7 separate regions of the Homo sapiens genome follow, and all the other regions are linked to region 1. The links are chromatin contacts, found by Hi-C or POLR2A ChIA-PET in ENCODE. All regions are on one chromosome and are shown on one strand. Each heading gives the region's core, a stretch centred on a gene start or an enhancer-like site at or near the end of the contact. The rest is flanking DNA. Distances are from core to core; before and after follow the strand shown.

What was found. Hi-C counts contacts between places; a loop is a spot of excess contacts on that map. ChIA-PET counts read pairs that join two places held with the same protein, here RNA polymerase II (POLR2A). Pooled maps may share reads with other maps.
Region 2: a pooled map shows a loop between it and region 1 (7-fold over the local background). The contact joins the promoter of HCG27 here to the promoter of BRD2 in region 1. A Hi-C loop is called at or near these places in 7 of 50 pooled maps. POLR2A ChIA-PET finds 5 or more read pairs at or near these places in 3 of 52 experiments (HepG2, activated CD4-positive, alpha-beta T cell and naive thymus-derived CD4-positive, alpha-beta T cell).
Region 3: a map of ascending aorta shows a loop between it and region 1 (6-fold over the local background). The contact joins the promoter of DDX39B-AS1 here to the promoter of BRD2 in region 1. A Hi-C loop is called at or near these places in 2 of 168 maps with a recorded cell type or tissue (ascending aorta and chondrocyte) and 13 of 50 pooled maps. POLR2A ChIA-PET finds 5 or more read pairs at or near these places in 14 of 52 experiments (CD4-positive, alpha-beta memory T cell, HEK293, MCF 10A and 10 more).
Region 4: a pooled map shows a loop between it and region 1 (8-fold over the local background). The contact joins the promoter of LTA here to the promoter of BRD2 in region 1. A Hi-C loop is called at or near these places in 6 of 50 pooled maps. POLR2A ChIA-PET finds 5 or more read pairs at or near these places in 9 of 52 experiments (CD4-positive, alpha-beta T cell, CD8-positive, alpha-beta T cell, HCT116 and 6 more).
Region 5: a map of prostate gland shows a loop between it and region 1 (9-fold over the local background). The contact joins the promoter of PRRC2A here to the promoter of BRD2 in region 1. A Hi-C loop is called at or near these places in 2 of 168 maps with a recorded cell type or tissue (ascending aorta and prostate gland), 1 of 37 single-sample maps with no recorded cell type and 15 of 50 pooled maps. POLR2A ChIA-PET finds 5 or more read pairs at or near these places in 2 of 52 experiments (CD4-positive, alpha-beta T cell and MCF 10A).
Region 6: a loop to region 1 is called in a pooled map, with 9 times the contacts of the local background. The contact joins the promoter of BAG6 here to the promoter of BRD2 in region 1. A Hi-C loop is called at or near these places in 3 of 168 maps with a recorded cell type or tissue (HL-60/S4, gastrocnemius medialis and right cardiac atrium), 1 of 37 single-sample maps with no recorded cell type and 22 of 50 pooled maps. POLR2A ChIA-PET finds 5 or more read pairs at or near these places in 8 of 52 experiments (CD4-positive, alpha-beta T cell, CD4-positive, alpha-beta memory T cell, HEK293T and 5 more).
Region 7: a map of naive thymus-derived CD4-positive, alpha-beta T cell shows a loop between it and region 1 (10-fold over the local background). The contact joins the promoter of MSH5-SAPCD1 here to the promoter of BRD2 in region 1. A Hi-C loop is called at or near these places in 2 of 168 maps with a recorded cell type or tissue (both naive thymus-derived CD4-positive, alpha-beta T cell), 5 of 37 single-sample maps with no recorded cell type and 17 of 50 pooled maps. POLR2A ChIA-PET finds 5 or more read pairs at or near these places in 7 of 52 experiments (AG04450, BJ, Caco-2 and 4 more).

Annotation. Positions count from the first base shown.
Region 1 is chr6:32,967,325-32,969,892 of GRCh38, forward strand. BRD2 (bromodomain containing 2) reads left to right here and starts at 1,270. Exons shown (of 13, transcript NM_005104.4): 1 at 1,270-1,732. It overlaps LOC124901302 (a long non-coding RNA gene), which reads right to left and starts at 1,197. Exons shown (of 3, transcript NR_190904.1): 1 at 821-1,197. RefSeq lists enhancers at 347-886, 2,185-2,568, 2,503-2,568.
Region 2 is chr6:31,196,465-31,199,032 of GRCh38, forward strand. It overlaps HCG27 (HLA complex group 27), which reads left to right and starts at 1,296. Exons shown (of 2, transcript NR_026791.1): 1 at 1,296-1,418. RefSeq lists enhancers at 1-21, 2,159-2,568.
Region 3 is chr6:31,541,004-31,543,571 of GRCh38, forward strand. DDX39B-AS1 (DDX39B antisense RNA 1) reads left to right here and starts at 1,301. Exons shown (of 2, transcript NR_133675.1): 1 at 1,301-1,393; 2 at 1,706-2,135. It overlaps DDX39B (DExD-box helicase 39B), which reads right to left and starts at 1,000. Exons shown (of 11, transcript NM_004640.7): 1 at 947-1,000. It overlaps ATP6V1G2-DDX39B (ATP6V1G2-DDX39B readthrough (NMD candidate)), which reads right to left. Exons shown (of 13, transcript NR_037853.1): 3 at 947-1,145. It overlaps SNORD84 (small nucleolar RNA, C/D box 84), which reads right to left and starts at 175; the gene lies at 98-175. RefSeq lists enhancers at 430-1,629, 507-1,428 and a silencer at 742-1,657.
Region 4 is chr6:31,571,015-31,573,582 of GRCh38, forward strand. LTA (lymphotoxin alpha) reads left to right here and starts at 1,275. Exons shown (of 4, transcript NM_000595.4): 1 at 1,275-1,432; 2 at 1,720-1,827; 3 at 1,914-2,019; 4 at 2,267-2,568. The coding sequence starts at 1,729. LOC100287329 (a long non-coding RNA gene) reads right to left here and starts at 1,689. Exons shown (of 2, transcript NR_149045.1): 1 at 1,569-1,689.
Region 5 is chr6:31,619,444-31,622,011 of GRCh38, forward strand. PRRC2A (proline rich coiled-coil 2A) reads left to right here and starts at 1,272. Exons shown (of 31, transcript NM_004638.4): 1 at 1,272-1,415.
Region 6 is chr6:31,651,374-31,653,941 of GRCh38, forward strand. BAG6 (BAG cochaperone 6) reads right to left here and starts at 1,288. Exons shown (of 26, transcript NM_001387994.1): 1 at 1,051-1,288; 2 at 283-403. The coding sequence starts at 390. It also overlaps a transcript of APOM not described here. RefSeq lists enhancers at 157-736, 737-1,316, 1,317-1,896.
Region 7 is chr6:31,738,630-31,741,197 of GRCh38, forward strand. It overlaps MSH5-SAPCD1 (MSH5-SAPCD1 readthrough (NMD candidate)), which reads left to right and starts at 1,319. Exons shown (of 29, transcript NR_037846.1): 1 at 1,319-1,433; 2 at 1,825-1,984; 3 at 2,534-2,568. It overlaps MSH5 (mutS homolog 5), which reads left to right and starts at 1,376. Exons shown (of 25, transcript NM_172166.4): 1 at 1,376-1,433; 2 at 1,825-1,984; 3 at 2,534-2,568. The coding sequence starts at 1,838. RefSeq lists enhancers at 818-1,448, 1,449-2,080 and a silencer at 1,860-2,078.

The DNA of each region.
Region 1 (2,568 bases), core at 20-2,519:
ATCTGCCAGAAAAGTTTTGGTGGTAGCAGCCTGACAGAGGTAGCTTGAAGAGTGGGGATGGGGAAAGAGAATGTGACAAAGAATTGAGATAGTAAGGATAATTTCAATTTCAGGTCTTGGCTGTGCAAGGAAGCCGAGAGACATGAGTCTCTAAGAGGGCACGATATTGAGAGGGTTGTTATCTTTCTGTCAGCGGGGAAACCAAGAGAAAAGTTTAAAAAGGTCAAAAGGGGGAGAAGGGAAGACAGCTTCCGGGTAACAGAGAAGGTTGACCAGGTCAATAGTAAAGGATTTCCTCAAACCGAAGGGAGGACCTCTAGTGAAATGAGAAAGGAATACACAATTGACCCAGTTTGCAGGTGGGAAATGGGAAGCCAGTTCTGCAAATTGGCCTTTCTGTTCTGTGAAGTGCCATCTGTCGGTGAGGAGAGATTAGGGTCTGCAGCGTGAAAATCTGGACCATACTCTGGGTAATCAAGGGAGAGGTTATCGGCTAATGACAAATTAAAGGCTTACTTTTTAGCTGGCAACTGAATCACCATAACATTTTATGTTACCAGTTCCAAAATTTTGGGGGGAATTCACTCAAGCTTGGGAGAGGAGAGATCATAACTTTAAGAGTATAAGAGGTTTAAACGGTCCACTACGAAATAAATAGAGAAGGAAAAGTTATCAGCTGGTAAATATCGTAGAAGGTAGAGCGGTCCAGGGACTCACAGGTCTCACTAAAGAAAAGTCTAGCGTAGGTTCACGGCACGGAGAGATTTTAAGGCTGCCTAAGACTAAAGCCAAATACGAAGTCCACATCTGCGGTCCGCACCTTATCTCTCCGCGCGGCAGGCGCGACGAGGGCGAGAAACTCCCTCTCCAGTGGTCGCACCACACGACACCAGGGAAGGGGCCCCTCTCTCCAGACCCTCATATCTCCAGGTCCAGGCCCCATTTTCCTCCGCTGACAGCTCAGCAGCGTGCGCTTCCGCTGGATTCAGGCCAGGACCAGCGAAGCCGCACCTTACACCCACCGAGGAGGAAACAAGCCTGGCCACCCGAGGCTACCCCGCTAGGCCGCGGGTAGTGGGGGAGGGGGCGCTGAGGCAGGAGGTCAGCACCCGGGCGCGGGCTCCCGCCCCACGAAAAGCGCGCGCTCCAAGCCCCGCCGCCGGAGATGCGGTTCCGGTCCGGACGCCTGCGCACTACGGCTCTCCCCGCAGCCTCTGGCCCTCCTTCCCCCTCCCCCAGTCAGGGCGCACCCTTGCGCCTGCGCTGTGTGTGTTCCTGGTCTGCGGCAGCCATGCTGAACTCGTATGGAGAGGCGAGTGGGGGGGACAGAGTCCAGGACTGCGGGATAGGAAGCTGGGGATATGGACAAGCAGCAGCGTTATAGCGCTCTGGGTTTCGGGACATAGGCCTGGGCCATGCGGCCCCCTTGGCCCCTTGGCGCGACCCCCAGGAACGTTCGGAAAGCTGGTCCTCGTGGCTGGGGGAAAGGCGGGGGGTGGGGGGGAAGCGGGCACGTGACCCCGGTCAGCCAATCTGGGTGCTGCTGACGTGGCCGCGCGGCCCCGATGCTCTCCCCACCCCCCCAGCCCGTTCGGGAAGGGAGGGGCTGGGGGCTACGCCCCCTCCCCCAGCACGGCTTCGTTTTCTGGGGGGGGGTTGACACCCCGGATTACATACCCCGTACCAAGCCGAGGGCAACTTTGGAGGCCCCCTGGAAGGCTTTAGGATCCAGGTGAGAAGGGGCCCTTGTGGGGCGGAGATGTCAGTCAAGTGCTTAACCAATGGTGGGGAGTCCGGGAGGGGGATTCTTGGGGTTCAGGAAAGAATCCTGAGAGTGGGAAGATTTGTCCTTCAAACCTTTTACAGCCAATGGGAGCGTGGAGGGGGGGCGAGCGGGAGAGGGCCATGGGGGGGGAGGGGAATGGCCAGCCTCATGCCTCCGTACCCATTGGAGGGCAAAGGGGTTAGGGGGCGGTGTGGCCCCCCCTATTCCATTCGTCCCCTGGGGGTACAGCAGCCGGGAGCCAGGTGAGAAGGGATCCATCGGCGGCCGAGGGAGGGGTGACCTGGCGGTGGGCTGAGGAGTGGTGGCTGTGGCCCCTACCCGTGGATGTGAATGCTTTAGGAGTTGGCCACCCATGTTGTGAACTGAGGTTGTTCCCAGGCGCCAACTTCCTTTCTCCCCAGAGCCTCTGGAGGGAGCATTGCTGTGCGCCCTTTGTGTCCGCGGTAGGGGAGCTCCAGTCGTCACACCGCAGGCTGGAGGTTACGCTTCGAGTCGCTTACCGAATTTGTGTGCATTCACGTGGACACGGCCTGTGGGGCCTTTTGCCCCTGTAGGGTCTTTACTGAGCACGTGTCTACTCCAGGCTGGGGTGCTTACAAGCTGAAAGCTTGAGGTCTGCTTAGGAACAGAAACCAGGCCCAAGGTGGGTGCTGGCAGTAGGGGGTCTAGACAGCATGGTCTGAGATGCGAGGGAGGCTCGGGACCTGGAATGATTTCACAGCTCCCAAGGTTTCGGGTTTCTCCAGGGTGGCCTCTTCCATCGCCTCCCTCATCCCCTCCCC
Region 2 (2,568 bases), core at 46-2,545, 1.8 Mb before region 1:
CAATAAATCTTGCTACTGCTCACTCTTTGGGTCCATAGTGCTTTTATGAGCTGTAACACTCACTGTGAAGGTCTACAGCTTCACTCCTGAAGCCAGCAAGACCAAAAGCCCACCGGGAGAAACAAACAACTCCAGACGTGCCGCCTTAAGAGCTATAACACTGACCGCAAAGCTCTGTAGCTTCACTCCTGAGCCAGCGAGACCACGAACCCACCAGAAGGAAAAAACTCCGGACACGTCCGAACATCAGAAGGAACAAACTCCAGACGCGCCACCTTAAGAGCTGTAACACTCACCGCGAGGGTCCACAGTTTCATTCTTGAAGTCAGTGAGATCAAGAACCCACCAATTCCGGACACAAAACTTGCTTAATTACAGAAAATATGAAAAGTATATAAAAGCAGGGTCTCACTCTGTCGTCCAGGCTGGAGTGCAGTGGTGTGATCACGGCTCACTGCGACCTCAAACTCCTGGTCTCACACGATCCTCCTGCCTCGCCTCCGAAAACTCTAGTTTTACAGATATGAACCATAGCGCTAGCTCTTACTGTCTTTCTTCAACACGTCCTCCCATCCTTCCCTCCTTTCTCCACTCTGCATTTGACCCCGGTGTATTCCAGCCTCCAGGCCAACACACGTGACCACGTCTGCCTGGGGCAGTTGAAGTAAAGGACGCGAGGCGGCGCTGTCACCGCATTCTGTGAACCGCAGCGCTCTGGGTCCCTCCCGCTGGTCTAGTATCATTTCAGTGAACGTCACTCTACATTTTTTGTGTGTGTGTGAGATGGAGTCTCTGTCGCCCAGGCTGGAGTGCAGTGGCGCGATCTCGGCTCCCTGCAAGCTCCGCCTCCCGCGTTCAAGCCATTTTTCTGCCTCAGCCTCCGAGTAGCTGGGACTACAGGCGCCTACGACCACACCCGGCTAATTTTTGTATTTCTAGTAGAGAAGGGGCTTCACCATGTTGGCCAAGCTGGTCTCGAACTCCTGACCTCAAGTGATCCGCCCGCCATGGTCTCCCAAAGTGCCGGGATTACAGACGTGAGCCACCGCGCTCGGCTGTCACTGCAGACTTTGATGGGGGCCACACTCGGGGTATAAATTAGGATCCTCACTGAAAGGGCGGGACCATGGAGGCTTTTTCTTGGCCCCTTAGTTGTGGGTTTTCCTCTGGGCGGCGAAGCCAGTTTCCATCAGAACTGCCCAGAGGCGGGCGCTGCCTTCCTGGGGTGACGCAGCAGCAGGAAGAGTTTCCGGATCCTGGAATCCGTGGGCGGCCCGTGGGAGGGGCTGAGGCTCATTTCTCTACTCACCTGTCTCCGAATCCGTCGTGGTGTTTCAAGCGAGTCAAGATTCCAGATCGCGCCCCAGGCTGGACTCGGAATTACTGCCCCGCGGGTCTGCATTTTCACAGCGGCAGGTGTGAGTTCCCCGCCGCTGGAGACCAGAAGCCTGAAGGCAGCTCCGCCCACCCCAGCCCACAGCGCCGTTATTCCGTTTCTATATCAGTAAACACTTGTCATTTTCCGTAGACCAGGGCGGGGTGACGGGTGATCCCAGTCCTCGCAGTGAACTCTGGGGCGCAGAATTCAAAACGCTTGCGGTCGCCGAGCGCAGCCCCGCCCTGGGTTATGTAAGTGACAGCGCTGGGCCGTTTCTCTTTTTTTTCCGGACCCCGCAGTGGCGCCTAAAGTCTGCAAGGAGGAGGTCGCCTCTGTGCTGTGGGTCCAGGAATCTAAGGCGAGTGCTGAGGGAGAAAATGTAGTTGATGGGGCAGAGCAGAAGGGGCTGTAGGTGGGTTGGAGGGGGAGGGGAACGGGCAGCCAGGCCTGGACCCTGGGGAGTGACTCACCCGGAGCCGAAGACCATCTCAGCTTTCCCTAGCCCAGAAAGGGTGGGACTGGCTTTATTTCTGCCTGCCATCACCTCAAAATGCCGTGGGACAAATCTTACATATTATTATTGTTATTTATTTATGTATTTTATTTTTTTTGAGACAGTCTTGGTCTGTCACCCAGACTGGAGTGCAGTGGCGCCATCTGGGCTCACTGCAACCCCCACCCCCCCGGGTTCAAGCAATTCTTCCTGCCTCAGCCTCCCAAGTAGCTGCGATTACAGGCACCCCCCACCACGCCCGGCTGATTTTTATATTTTTAGTAGAGACGGGGTTTTGCCATGTTGTCCAGGCTAGTCTCGAACTCCTGACCTTAGGTGATCCACCCGCCTCGGCCTCCCAAAGTGCTGGGATTACAGGTGTAAGCCACCGCGCCTGGCCGGGAAATATCTCTTACAGAAATAAAGGCAGTTGGCTGGGTGTGGTGGCTCACCTGTAATCCTAGCACTTTGGGAGGGTGAGGCAGGCAGATGGTTTGAGCCTAGGAGTTTAAGACCAGCCTGGGCAAAATGGTGAAACCCCTTCTCCACCAGAAATACAAAAAATTAGCCGGGTGAGGTGGCTCATGCCTGTAGTCCCAGCTACTCCGGAAGCTGAGGTGGGAGGATCACCTGAGCCTGGGGAGGTCGCGGCTGCAGTGAGCCATGATTAACCCACAACTGCACTCCGCCTGGGTGA
Region 3 (2,568 bases), core at 51-2,550, 1.4 Mb before region 1:
TGGAAAATGGAGATGACAAGTAGAGTCCTGAAAAGTCCTCAAAGGAAGACTCCGCTTTCCCTATTATAATCCCACCGTTATGGATGCCTAACTCAGCAGCCATCAGTCAAGGGTGATAGATGAGGGTCATCACTGCGCAAAGCGCTCACCTTTCGAAAAGAAAACATCATATGGCCGCCGTCCACCTCCCATAGCTCTCAGCCTCCCACTTCTCAGTATCCTCCCTTCCGCTGTTTAAGCAAGCCTTGTGTAATTAGCATGGGGGGGAGGGGCGGTGCAAGACAAATGGCTCGGCCACAAAAAAACAAAATTCATGTCTCCACCCTACAATAAGAAAGCTAATAGGTGACAGAGAAAGGCAATCCCCGCCCAGGCTTTAACAGGATCTTTACCAAGTGGTCTCACATCACTGTTACGCTACGAAGGTGAGACTCCTTTTGGAGAAACATACAATGACACCAATCGTATCGTAAACACTTGGAAGGCACTCCAAATTAAGTTGGGCAAGTCAAGGTGAGAAAAATCCAACTGGGCCCAGAAACCAGCTCCTCCTCCCAGTCCCACCGAGGGCCGAGAAAGAGCTCAAGAAAGGACAAGGAAGGTGAGAAGAGCCCCGCCCTCCGCAAATACCAAGACCAAGGGACGCCGAGCGCCGCCTCTCATTGATGCTGAGGCCTCCAATATGAGAAGAACCCATTGGAAGAAGGGAGCAAAACGAACACAATGGCGCCGAGGACACCATCTTGGATTGGGTCCCCCCTTAGCTTCCCTTCCTTCCCCCAGGAGCTCTTTGCTCTCGAAAGGGATGCAAGCTAAGGAAATAGCGAACCAACTAGGCCCCAGCGACCAGACCATCGCCTGTGAAAAGGGTATCAGGAACCCATGTGACGGGATGGGTGCGGAGAAGCGCAGATGGAAACGGATTGTAGCGAAGGCCAAAGCTTACCTAAACAGGGAGAGCGCGTATGGCGGCAGCAACAGCGACGAAGGAGGGAAATCTGCCTTCACTTCCGGTTGCAGGCTTCCCTCTACTCCAGCCTCCCGCCTTCTTGGCTGCAAGAGCGCAGGCGCAAGGGACCGGAAACAGGGCCTTCCGCGGTTATACAGATCCGTGCGCTCCAGGCTTGCCTTTGGAAAATGCCTGTCTGAAATTTGTTTTAAAACCGTTTCTAACTTCACTGCTACCGCCAGTAACAAAAGATATAAAGGAAACTAACGTCTCCCCCCCACTGTTATCTTTATTCTCTTATCCTACTCCTCTCCATGCCCCTCATCTCTTCGTTTAGGTTTTTGCCACGCAGGTCTTCTCTGTAGGCACCCCTCCATGGATGCGCGAGGAACGAGTGTGGCGAAGGCTGCGAGTTCCCACGGGGTCCTTGGCCCGGTAGTGAAGGTGACCTGAGGACTGCTGGGCACGCACTAGGAACCGGCAGGCCCTAGCTGAGGGGAGGGAGGAGGGAAGTCTCAGGGAACTGGATTGCTCGGGGGTGTTTCCCGACTCTTTCCCAGTCGTGGGGCTGGTGGGCGGTATTTTCCCAAAAGGATGCTGTCCGAGGTAGCTGATGCCCTAGGGCCAGTGAGTCAGGAAGGTGTTCTGAATCCGAGCGGGAAGACGGGGTCTGGATTCGGCCCCAAGTGTTAATAGTAGGGCTTGAGGGTTATACTACATTCCATTAATACTGTTTTTGTTTTTGTTTTGAGACAGAGTCTCGCCCTGTCGCCCAGGCGGGAGTGCAATGTCCTGATCTCGGCTCACTGCAACCGCTGCTTCCCGGGTTCAAGCGATTCTCCTGCCTCAGCCTCCCGAGTAGCTAGGATTACAGGCGCCCGCCACCACGCCCAGCAAATTTTTGTTTTTTTAGTAGAGACGGGGCTTCACCCATGTATGACCTCAGGTGATCCACCCACTTCGGCCTCCCAGAGTGCTGGGATTACAGGCGTGAGCCACCGCGCCCGGCCCATTAATACTGTTAATTCGAGCAGAATGTTCTTGGCCCCGCCCCAACAGCCCCATTGTTCAACCTGGATTTTTTTCCTGAATGAAACATTTGCTATCCCCGTCTTTGAGATGGGGAGCTACAAAAGTAAGACCTGATGTCCTGCTGTGTAATAAAACAACAAACGTTTGGCCCTCTCCCTGTTAACATACTTAATCATTTAATACTAAGGAGTAGGTACCGTTATTCTCATCTTATTGACAGAAGCGAAGCAAAGCAACATATCTCAAGCAGTACGGCTGGTGAGGTTACAGCCAGGATGCAAACATCTCTCATTCTCTATTGTATTCTGCCTCCCTGCTCAAAGAATCTGGTTAGTAAATACACTGCAGGTTACCTTATTGGTTCAAATTCTTGGTGAAGTAAGCTTGTCTTCAGTGACAAATGAAGTAACTAATTCAAGAATGGTGTCATAGAAGGTATTTTCCCAAGTATCATTTAATTTATTCAAAAGTATTTATCAACTGCCTCCCTTGTGCCACATGTTGTCCTAGGATCTGGGGACACAACGGTGAACAGCCCTGTTCTCACAGTGTTTACATTACAGGAAAGAAAACACATAAACACAAAT
Region 4 (2,568 bases), core at 25-2,524, 1.4 Mb before region 1:
TCATACCTAAGTTACATATCAATAAAAAGGAAAAAAATTTTGGAAACTTTTTTTTTTTTTTTTTGAGACAGAGTCTTGCTCTGTCCCCCAGGCTGGAATACAGTGGTGCGATCTTGACTCACTGCAGCCTCCGCCTCCCAGGTTCAAATAATTCTCCAGCCTCAGCCTCCCGAGTAGCTGGGACTGCAGATGCGCACCAGCACGCCTGGCTAATTTTTGTATTTATTATAGAGATGGGGTTTCACCATGTTGGCCAGCTGGTCTCAAACTCCTGACCTCAAGTAATCCGCCCACCTCAGACTCCCAAAGTGCCAGGATTACAGGTGTGAGCCACTGCACCAGGCCTGGAACAATTTTAAAATAATGTATTGGCTCTGCAAATGCAGCTTCAGAACAAGTCCCTTAGCTGTCCCCACCCCACCCTAAGTCACCACCCTTAAGCCTCACCCATGTGGAATTCTGAAACTTCCTTTGTAGAAAACTTTGGAAGGTGTCTGCCACATTGATCCTGGAATGTGTGTTTATTTGGGGTTATATAAATCTGTTCTGTGGAAGCCACCTGAAGTCAGGAAGAGATGGAGGGCATCCTTCAGGAGTGAGATGAGACCTCATCATACTTGACTGTCCAGCATCATCTCTGAGTAAGGGGACCAAAAAATTTATCTTCCAAACTAGGACACTTTCAAGAGTGGAAGGGGGATCCATTAATATTTTCACCTGGACAAGAGGCAAACACCAGAATGTCCCCGATGAAGGGGATATATAATGGACCTTCTTGATGTGAAACCTGCCAGATGGGCTGGAAAGTCCGTATACTGGGACAAGTATGATTTGAGTTGTTTGGGACAAGGACAGGGGTACAAGAGAAGGAAATGGGCAAAGAGAGAAGCCTGTACTCAGCCAAGGGTGCAGAGATGTTATATATGATTGCTCTTCAGGGAACCGGGCCTCCAGCTCACACCCCAGCTGCTCAACCACCTCCTCTCTGAATTGACTGTCCCTTCTTTGGAACTCTAGGCCTGACCCCACTCCCTGGCCCTCCCAGCCCACGATTCCCCTGACCCGACTCCCTTTCCCAGAACTCAGTCGCCTGAACCCCCAGCCTGTGGTTCTCTCCTAGGCCTCAGCCTTTCCTGCCTTTGACTGAAACAGCAGTATCTTCTAAGCCCTGGGGGCTTCCCCGGGCCCCAGCCCCGACCTAGAACCCGCCCGCTGCCTGCCACGCTGCCACTGCCGCTTCCTCTATAAAGGGACCTGAGCGTCCGGGCCCAGGGGCTCCGCACAGCAGGTGAGGCTCTCCTGCCCCATCTCCTTGGGCTGCCCGTGCTTCGTGCTTTGGACTACCGCCCAGCAGTGTCCTGCCCTCTGCCTGGGCCTCGGTCCCTCCTGCACCTGCTGCCTGGATCCCCGGCCTGCCTGGGCCTGGGCCTTGGTGGGTTTGGTTTTGGTTTCCTTCTCTGTCTCTGACTCTCCATCTGTCAGTCTCATTGTCTCTGTCACACATTCTCTGTTTCTGCCATGATTCCTCTCTGTTCCCTTCCTGTCTCTCTCTGTCTCCCTCTGCTCACCTTGGGGTTTCTCTGACTGCATCTTGTCCCCTTCTCTGTCGATCTCTCTCTCGGGGGTCGGGGGGTGCTCTCTCCCAGGGCGGGAGGTCTGTCTTCCGCCGCGTGCCCCGCCCCGCTCACTGTCTCTCTCTCTCTCTCTCTTTCTCTGCAGGTTCTCCCCATGACACCACCTGAACGTCTCTTCCTCCCAAGGGTGTGTGGCACCACCCTACACCTCCTCCTTCTGGGGCTGCTGCTGGTTCTGCTGCCTGGGGCCCAGGTGAGGCAGCAGGAGAATGGGGGCTGCTGGGGTGGCTCAGCCAAACCTTGAGCCCTAGAGCCCCCCTCAACTCTGTTCTCCCCTAGGGGCTCCCTGGTGTTGGCCTCACACCTTCAGCTGCCCAGACTGCCCGTCAGCACCCCAAGATGCATCTTGCCCACAGCACCCTCAAACCTGCTGCTCACCTCATTGGTAAACATCCACCTGACCTCCCAGACATGTCCCCACCAGCTCTCCTCCTACCCCTGCCTCAGGAACCCAAGCATCCACCCCTCTCCCCCAACTTCCCCCACGCTAAAAAAAACAGAGGGAGCCCACTCCTATGCCTCCCCCTGCCATCCCCCAGGAACTCAGTTGTTCAGTGCCCACTTCCTCAGGGATTGAGACCTCTGATCCAGACCCCTGATCTCCCACCCCCATCCCCTATGGCTCTTCCTAGGAGACCCCAGCAAGCAGAACTCACTGCTCTGGAGAGCAAACACGGACCGTGCCTTCCTCCAGGATGGTTTCTCCTTGAGCAACAATTCTCTCCTGGTCCCCACCAGTGGCATCTACTTCGTCTACTCCCAGGTGGTCTTCTCTGGGAAAGCCTACTCTCCCAAGGCCACCTCCTCCCCACTCTACCTGGCCCATGAGGTCCAGCTCTTCTCCTCCCAGTACCCCTTCCATGTGCCTCTCCTCAGCTCCCAGAAGATGGTGTATCCAGGGCTGCAGGAACCCTGGCTGCACTCGATGTACCAC
Region 5 (2,568 bases), core at 22-2,521, 1.3 Mb before region 1:
TCCCTGGTTCAAGGAATTCTCTGCCTCAGCTTCCCGAGTAGTTGGGATTACAGGCGCCCGCCACCACGTAGGGCAAATTTTTGTATTTTTAGTAGAAATGGGGTTTCATCATGTTGGCCAGGCTGGTCTTGAACTCCTGATCTCGTGATCCACCTGCCTAGGCCTCCCAAAGTGCTGGGATTACAGGCGTGAGCCACCGCGCCAGGCCTTATTTCTCTACTTCTATAATATCCTGTGCATTATCTCCAGCGCCTTCAAATCATAGTCATTGAATGATCTGTTGAATGGGTATAACTCTGATGGGAGCAGAGAGTTCTAGAATCGGGTAGTAAGAGACAAAGGAGGGTAACAGTACTGCATTTCACAAAATGAAACCCATTGTTAAGAAATTACAAATTCCCAATAATTTCAAATATAAAAATTTATTCATGAAAATTATAGGTTATAAAATTAAATGTCCGTCTTAGTCGATGGTTGCCCATATTTTGATGAACGAGTCATTCCTAGCCTATCTTTGTTCAAATGATTTGCATACATTATGCAAATAGGTAGAACTGCCCGAAGAATGCCTACGCTGCGTGGTGCGGACGAAACGCTTCCCGGGGCCTTTGGATTGGTCTGTCTAGCCACCTCATTTGCATGACGTAATATAATAACTGGAAGGCCCCGCCCCTCTGGTGCATTTCCCCGCTCCAACCACCTCCTCAAACTCACGGCAAAGGGATGCGAGAGCTGGAACTCTTACCAGGCCTGCGGAAACTCAGCCCTCCGGCAGCTAATCCCGCCCGCCAGCCCCCGTCCTCTCTCTCTTTCTCCCTAGCTGAAGGCGCCACGGGCCGTGTGTCGTTGCCTTCCACTTTTGGCGTCCCAACGTCTCTCCGCTCCCATCTTTCTACTAACGTCCGACGCACGCTCCGCCTCTTTCTCCCACATTCGTCGTGTAAATTCTGCGTCCCAACCGCCCAGCCGACCTGCACCGCATTCCCGCCCCCTCAACACGGCTCAACGGCCGACGCTGGGGGCCCGCCTCCTTAGCCAATCGGGGTCCTAGTGCCCTTAAGTCCCTCCTCTTTATGCAAATAACCTCCGCATGCTCCGCGCGCCCGGCCCTTTTTTTTTTTTTTTTAAACTAAAGACAGCCCTGGAAGTAGAGGGTTAGGGTAGAAAGTGCCCCGCCCTTTATGCAAATTAAGGGGCGTGTCTAGGCGCGGAGGGAGGTGGGAGGTGGGAGGGGGTGCTCCCGGGGGCGGCGGTTGCCCGGATGGGCCGTTAGTCGGGGCTCAGCCGCGGAGTGAGCGAGGGAGACGGGAGGAGCCGAACCCGGCGCCATCCGCCGCCATCCTCCCCCGCCCCACCGCCATCCCGTCCCGGGGAGCCCCTAGGCCCGGGTCCCGGATCCCCGCGCACCCGGCCAGGTGAGTCTGGGTGAACCGTGCGCTGACGCCCTTTTCCGGCGCGGGAGAGGTGGTGGCGGTGGCGGTGGCGGCGGCGGCGGCGGTGGTGGGCCGGGGGGAGGAGAAGCTGCCATTAGCCGCCGCCATTTTGTCCTCCTGCTGCCGGGCCTGCTTGCCCCTCCCCCTCCGGTACCTCTACTCCGGGACCCGCACCTCCGGCAGTTCATTCAGGATCCGTAGTCTGCCCCTAACCACCCACCGTCTTGGCTTCAGGGGGTGACCCCTGCGCCTGGGTCCGTAACTCCCTACCCTCCGCTGCGCTCCTGGCTTTTCACCCCCATTTGTGGGCCCCCTCCCCGGCTGCCGCCCCGTGGTGGTGGGCCGCGCCCGACGGTTCTCTCGGAAGGGCGCTTTTCCTCCATATTGGACCCCCTCCTATCATCCAGCGCTGTGTTCCCCCCTCTGGACGCCCCTCTTCGTGTCGAGCCACTCCCACTCTAGAATCCTGCTTTTATCCCAGCATCTTTGCTTTCTATGTTGCTCAGTCGCCCTATGTCTGCTTTTTCATTTTTCCTGTTCCTCGTCTCCTTTCTCCCCCAACCCCGTTTTTCTTCTTGGGCCTCTGCCCCCTTACTTCGTTGTCTACATCCTTTTTTTTTTTGCCATTCCTGTTTCCATATATTTTCCACCTGCTTTCGTATTCATTATTTTCTGTTAGTTTTGGTCTATTCGCTACATGACTCTTGTATTCGTTTTCCCTTCATATATTTATCTTCACAGATTGGCCTCCTCAAACACCTACGAAGCAACATCCATCTTATCTCTAGCTTGTCATAAAGTTCTTTCTCCCCAATTTTAGCTTTCATTCTGGGCCTGTCTGGATTTCCCTGCTTTCTTCCCCACTATTTCTCATCTCTTTACACTGTTCCCGTCCATAAACGAATGCCTGGTCACTCTGGAATGGACTGAGAGACCTGTCGTCCGGCTTGCTTAGGGAGCTGGAGGTATCGAGTAAAGAAACACTGGTGATGGACATTTTTAATGAGGATAGGAAAACGAAGATGGCTCTGGCCTTGGCCCTCTGTTTTCTGGCCCATGGTTACAGGGTGCTAAGGTGGCTCCATAATGCTTTTTCTCAGTTCTTCATATGGTAAAACAGTATTTCATCTGGAGG
Region 6 (2,568 bases), core at 38-2,537, 1.3 Mb before region 1:
ACTAAAAATACAAAAATCAGCTGGGTATAGTGGCACACGCCTATAATCCCAGCTACTCAGGAGGCTGAGATAGGAAAATCGCTTGAACCCAAGAGGTGGAAGTTTCAGTGAGTCGAGATCGCGCCACTGCACTCCAGCCTGGAAGACAGGGCGTGACTCCATCTCAAAAAAAAGAAAAAAAAAGAAAATCTGGTGACCAGAAAATCAAGCTCATCTCTCAGGCTAAGGGGCCTAAACGAGGAAAAGCTAAAGGTGTCTTCCAGAACTAGTGAGGTGTCTCACCTGGGCCCCCACAATAAAGGTACGAGTTTGAGAGTCCAAGGTCTTCACCAACACCTCCAAGCTGTCAGGCTCCTCCACAGCGGTACTGGTACTATCATTAGGCTCCATGGCCGACAGGTCTCTAAAGAAGAACGAAGGAAGGAAGGCCCGCTGTTGCCCAGACCAGAGTGTACCCGAAAGACTCCCTAGCATTAATCCCTGCCCCAATACCTAAAAAGTTTCTCCTGCACACACACACATTCACACCTGTCCCCATCCCCCTTCTGATTCCGGGGCACAGGGAGAGAAACACAAAGGGCAGGAGATCGACGGCTTAGGGAGCTGGAGGACGAGAGGTGGGAGGGGCTCCACGACGCCAATCACAATAAGCAGGGAGCCAGTCAGATTAGGAAGGAAGCACGAGACCAGAGACTAGTGTCATCACCGGTCACGGCAGGACAAGCGCCCCAGAGGTCGGAAAATCCTGGGACAACGCGAAAGCGGTGGTCGCCCCACACTCTGCGGAGAAAGTGGTTTCGCGCACGCGCGCCACGCCCATCGAACCCTCCTAACTCACTATAGACCCGAAACGGCACTCACGGGGCGACAGACCTGCTAGCTGACTGCCCGCGTCTACTGCCTTCCCACGGTGTTCCAGCAGAACGGCACAACTAACCCACAGCCAAACACACACACACACACACACACACACACACACACACACACCCACCACCCCGCGGCTCCGCCCCCGACTTCCCCACGGACCGTCACTTCCGGTCTCCCCCAAACCTGCCACCGACGGCCACTTCCGTTTCCCCGATAGTATTTGGGGATCTCGAAGCGATACTTCCGGCTCCCCCCAGGTCCCCAAGCTTTACTTTTGTGGGGCACGACGAGAAAGTCCGCAGCCCCAAACAGTGAGTTTCTGAGGGCGAGTCGGGCCGGGGCCGGCCTAGGTGGGAGGGAGCCGAGCACCCCGAGGAGCCGCCACCGCTGTCGCCCGGGGGACCGTACTACGCCTGCGTGCGTCGCACTACGGATGCGTGGACACTTAAGCATCGCCCCACCCCCTCCCCCCTCTGGCGGCGTTCACGTCTGTGCGCGCGCTTGAGCGCTAGAAGATTGAGGTGGCTACCGTAAATGCCTGAAAAACAGTCACCAGCTGGGACTCTACCACTGCCTCGAGAGGGGCTATGGACGGTCGTATGGACCTTGGACTTTGGAGATGGGGGATTATGCCACATTCATCTATGTTTAAATCTTGGCAGGCTGATAATTTCAGGCGGCACTGTCCTAGCCAGCTAAAACTCTTCTCCACCCTATTGCCCTCGCTGCGCCCTTTCTTCTGTGCCTCCGGAAGTTACTCTTTCAGTAGGCGTTTGGGGGCGGCACTGGTCAATTTTGTTCTCGGTTGCTTGGTTGGGCTAGATTTCGGTTCTGCCGGGTGGGCGTTTTAAGGGCTGTGGGCGTCACATTCGTCGGTGTGTGGCCAAGGGGACATGACACGTTTTAGGAAAAGTAAACGTGCTACTAAGTTGCACGACTTGTCAAGAAAAGAGGCGCTTCCGAGTTTGAGAATTGGGAGCAAATGGAGTCCGAGTGGACAGAAAGACAAGACCCTGACCGTGGGGAATTTAAAGGCCGGCCAGCGTGCTTCCGAAGGCCGGGGGTGGAGGCATTACCGCCTCTCCGTGCCCTCTTCTCTTAACCTGCCCTGGGCCAAGGGCCTCGGCCCCGCGAAACTGCGAGTCCTCCAGAAAGACACATCGCTGTTGGGGTGTCCAACCTTTCTGGGATTCGTAGTTTATACCCAGGTCCTGGTTATATTTTAGTTAAGAGTTCTAATAAGCAGCTGTTTAATGAGCACTTGTGCCAGCCCATATACTACGGGTTTTGTGTATTATTTTAAAAAGCCTTTTAACGAGCTTTTAACATTTTTTAAGTGAGTACACTTAGACGAACATAAGTGTCAGAATTGACAAATCCAGGCCTACAGGACTCCAGATCGAGCACTTGTACTTTACTGCCCCAATAAAAAGCTGTTAACATTTTAGCTTATTTTTTTGAGAGAGGGTCTCGCTTTGTCGCCCAGGCTGGAGTGCAGTGGCGCAATCACAACTCACTGTAGCCTCTGCCTCCCGAGCCCAACCGATCTTCCCACCTCAGCCTCCCTAGTAGGGACCACAGATGCACACCACCACACCTGGCTAATTTTATTTTTATAGAGATGGGGTCTTGCTATGTTGCCCAGCCTGGTCTTGCAGACTTGGCCTCCCAAAGTGCTGGGATTATAGGTGTGAGCTACTG
Region 7 (2,568 bases), core at 69-2,568, 1.2 Mb before region 1:
GTTTCCCTCCATCTCACCTCCCTGTCCCTGCATTTCTCCTATCTCAGTAGCTCCTCTTTCCCTCTCTGGGCTTCTCTTTCCACTCCCTCCCCTTCCTGGGCTTGGTAAACTAGTCCCTAATCTCTTCACACCCCAGATTGGAAGGTGGGTCCCTCCCTGACACTCCCCAGAGCTGTCACCAACCTCCTCCAAGTTTCTATAGCTCCATTGCTCAACAGATTTGCCAGGGGTAACCATTAACCCAGCCCTTAACTCTGTTCCCCCACCTTTCTTGCTGGAGGGGATTTTCCAATTACTGGTTAGCACAGCTAGGTCATCTCACCCCCACCATCTTTCCTAACTTCTTGGGTTGGGGGGCTGGGGAGGAATCTCCCCATCTCAGGGTACTAGGAACAAAGCTGGGGAGGATGGTGCATTTAAAGGGATTATATATATATATATATATATTTTTTTTCTTTCTCCCTCATAACCCCACCCCCGCAACACACACACACACACACACACACACACACACACACACAGACGCACAAATAAGCTTTATGGAGCAGTGACTTCATTATGTTCACCGCTTTGAGTCCAACCCCTGGCCCAAAATAGGCACTAAATAGTTGCCGAATGCATGAATGATAGATACCTCTCTGTCTTCAGGGGTGTGTAGAAGTGCGAAGGGGTATGGGCATGTCCCAGTAGGGGTGTGAGTGTTCTGATCAGAACTACTTCTCTCTGCCAGAATTTGATGTAATTCGAATGCTTCCACCTCTGCTTGAAGGGTTTAAATAATAAATTAGGCCCTGTCGTGCCATTATGGGGGTGGTCATACCCTGTACCCAGGAAACAGGCACGGTAGGGCTGAGACAGAAGTCCTGCTTGTTTCCGCTTATTTATTTGAAACACCGCTCATTTAGGTCTTACTTTGTTTGCCAGGCACTGTTCTAAGCTCTGTATAAATATTAACTCAGAGGGTACAAATATTAACTTAAGAGTTGTTGCAGGAAAAAAAATAAGCGCCTCTGGCTCTTTAAGTTTGGCCTCCCCCTCAAAACCCCCGCAACGGTCCCAAACCCCTTCCAGGGACTGGGACTACGGACCCTGGTCCGACCTTCTCGCGGGCTTCCCACTGCGCCAATCAAATCCCAGAAACAGTGAGTGCTAGAGGCCCGGCTGCTAAGCAACGGCAGAGGGCGGGAAGTTTGAACGTTCTGGACCCGCCCCGAAGGCAAATAGGCCAATCAGCGTCCAGACTCTTCAGCTACGGCAGTCCGCTTCTCCTCCTCGCCCTGTCGGATCTCTAGGCTGGATCCGGGCCTCTCCAATCAACAGCGGTTAGGAGGGCGGGGCGCGTGCGCGCGCACCTCGCTCACGCGCCGGCGCGCTCCTTTTGCAGGCTCGTGGCGGTCGGTCAGCGGGGCGTTCTCCCACCTGTAGCGACTCAGGTTACTGAAAAGGCGGGAAAACGCTGCGATGGCGGCAGCTGGGGGAGGAGGAAGATAAGCGCGTGAGGCTGGGGTCCTGGCGCGTGGTTGGCAGAGGCAGAGACATAAGACGTGCACGACTCGCCCCACAGGGCCCTCAGACCCCTTCCTTCCAAAGGGTAACCTCCGCGTGACAGGAATGAGGGTGGGGCGCGTGGAGTTTCCCACAATCTGTACTTTAGTTAAATACCCGAGAATTCACCTCCTGTGTCCACAGCTCTCCACGCCCCTCAGCCCTGCCCCGCAGCCCTGTAGCAGAAGTACTTAGTGCTTTGCATTCTGCGCGCCACCCTACCCCGGCCTCCTCTGTGAATCGTTGCTTCCGAACCGCCCTCACTTTTTGCATCCGCAGAGCCTCCAAGCTCATGGCCTCCTTAGGAGCGAACCCAAGGAGGACACCGCAGGGACCGAGACCTGGGGCGGCCTCCTCCGGCTTCCCCAGCCCGGCCCCAGTGCCGGGCCCCAGGGAGGCCGAGGAGGAGGAAGTCGAGGAGGAGGAGGAGCTGGCCGAGGTCTCTGAGGGGAGTAGAAACTTGAATGGAGAGTTGATGGGAAGTTAGAATAAAAGAGGGTTGGGAGCCGGGCGCGGTGGCTCACACCTGTAATCTTAGCACTTTGGGAGACTGAGGCGGGCGGATCACCTGAGCTCAGGAGTTGGAGACCAGCCTGGGCAACATGGCGAAACCCCGTCTCTACTAAAAATATAAAAATTAGCCGAGCGTGGTGGCACGTGCCTGTTATCCCAGCTACTGGGAAGGCTGAGGCAGGAGAATCACTGTAACTCGGGAGGCGGAGGTTGCAATGAGCTGAGATTGCTCCACTGCACTTCAGCCTGGGCGACAGAGCAAGACTCCGTCTCAAAGAAAGAAAGAAAAAAAAAACAGGGTTGGGAAGAGCTGGGCAAGTCTCTTACCTCCTGAGTGGCTGTTTCACATTCACTAAATGGGGGTGATGATGCCTATCTCAGAGATTTGAGAAAATGATTAAATTATATAAGACATGGTAAACCCTACACTTATGAGTGATTCTAATAGTGATTTCCTTTCTTCCTTGCTGGACAGATCCATCTGTGTGTGCTGTGGAATTCAGGATACTT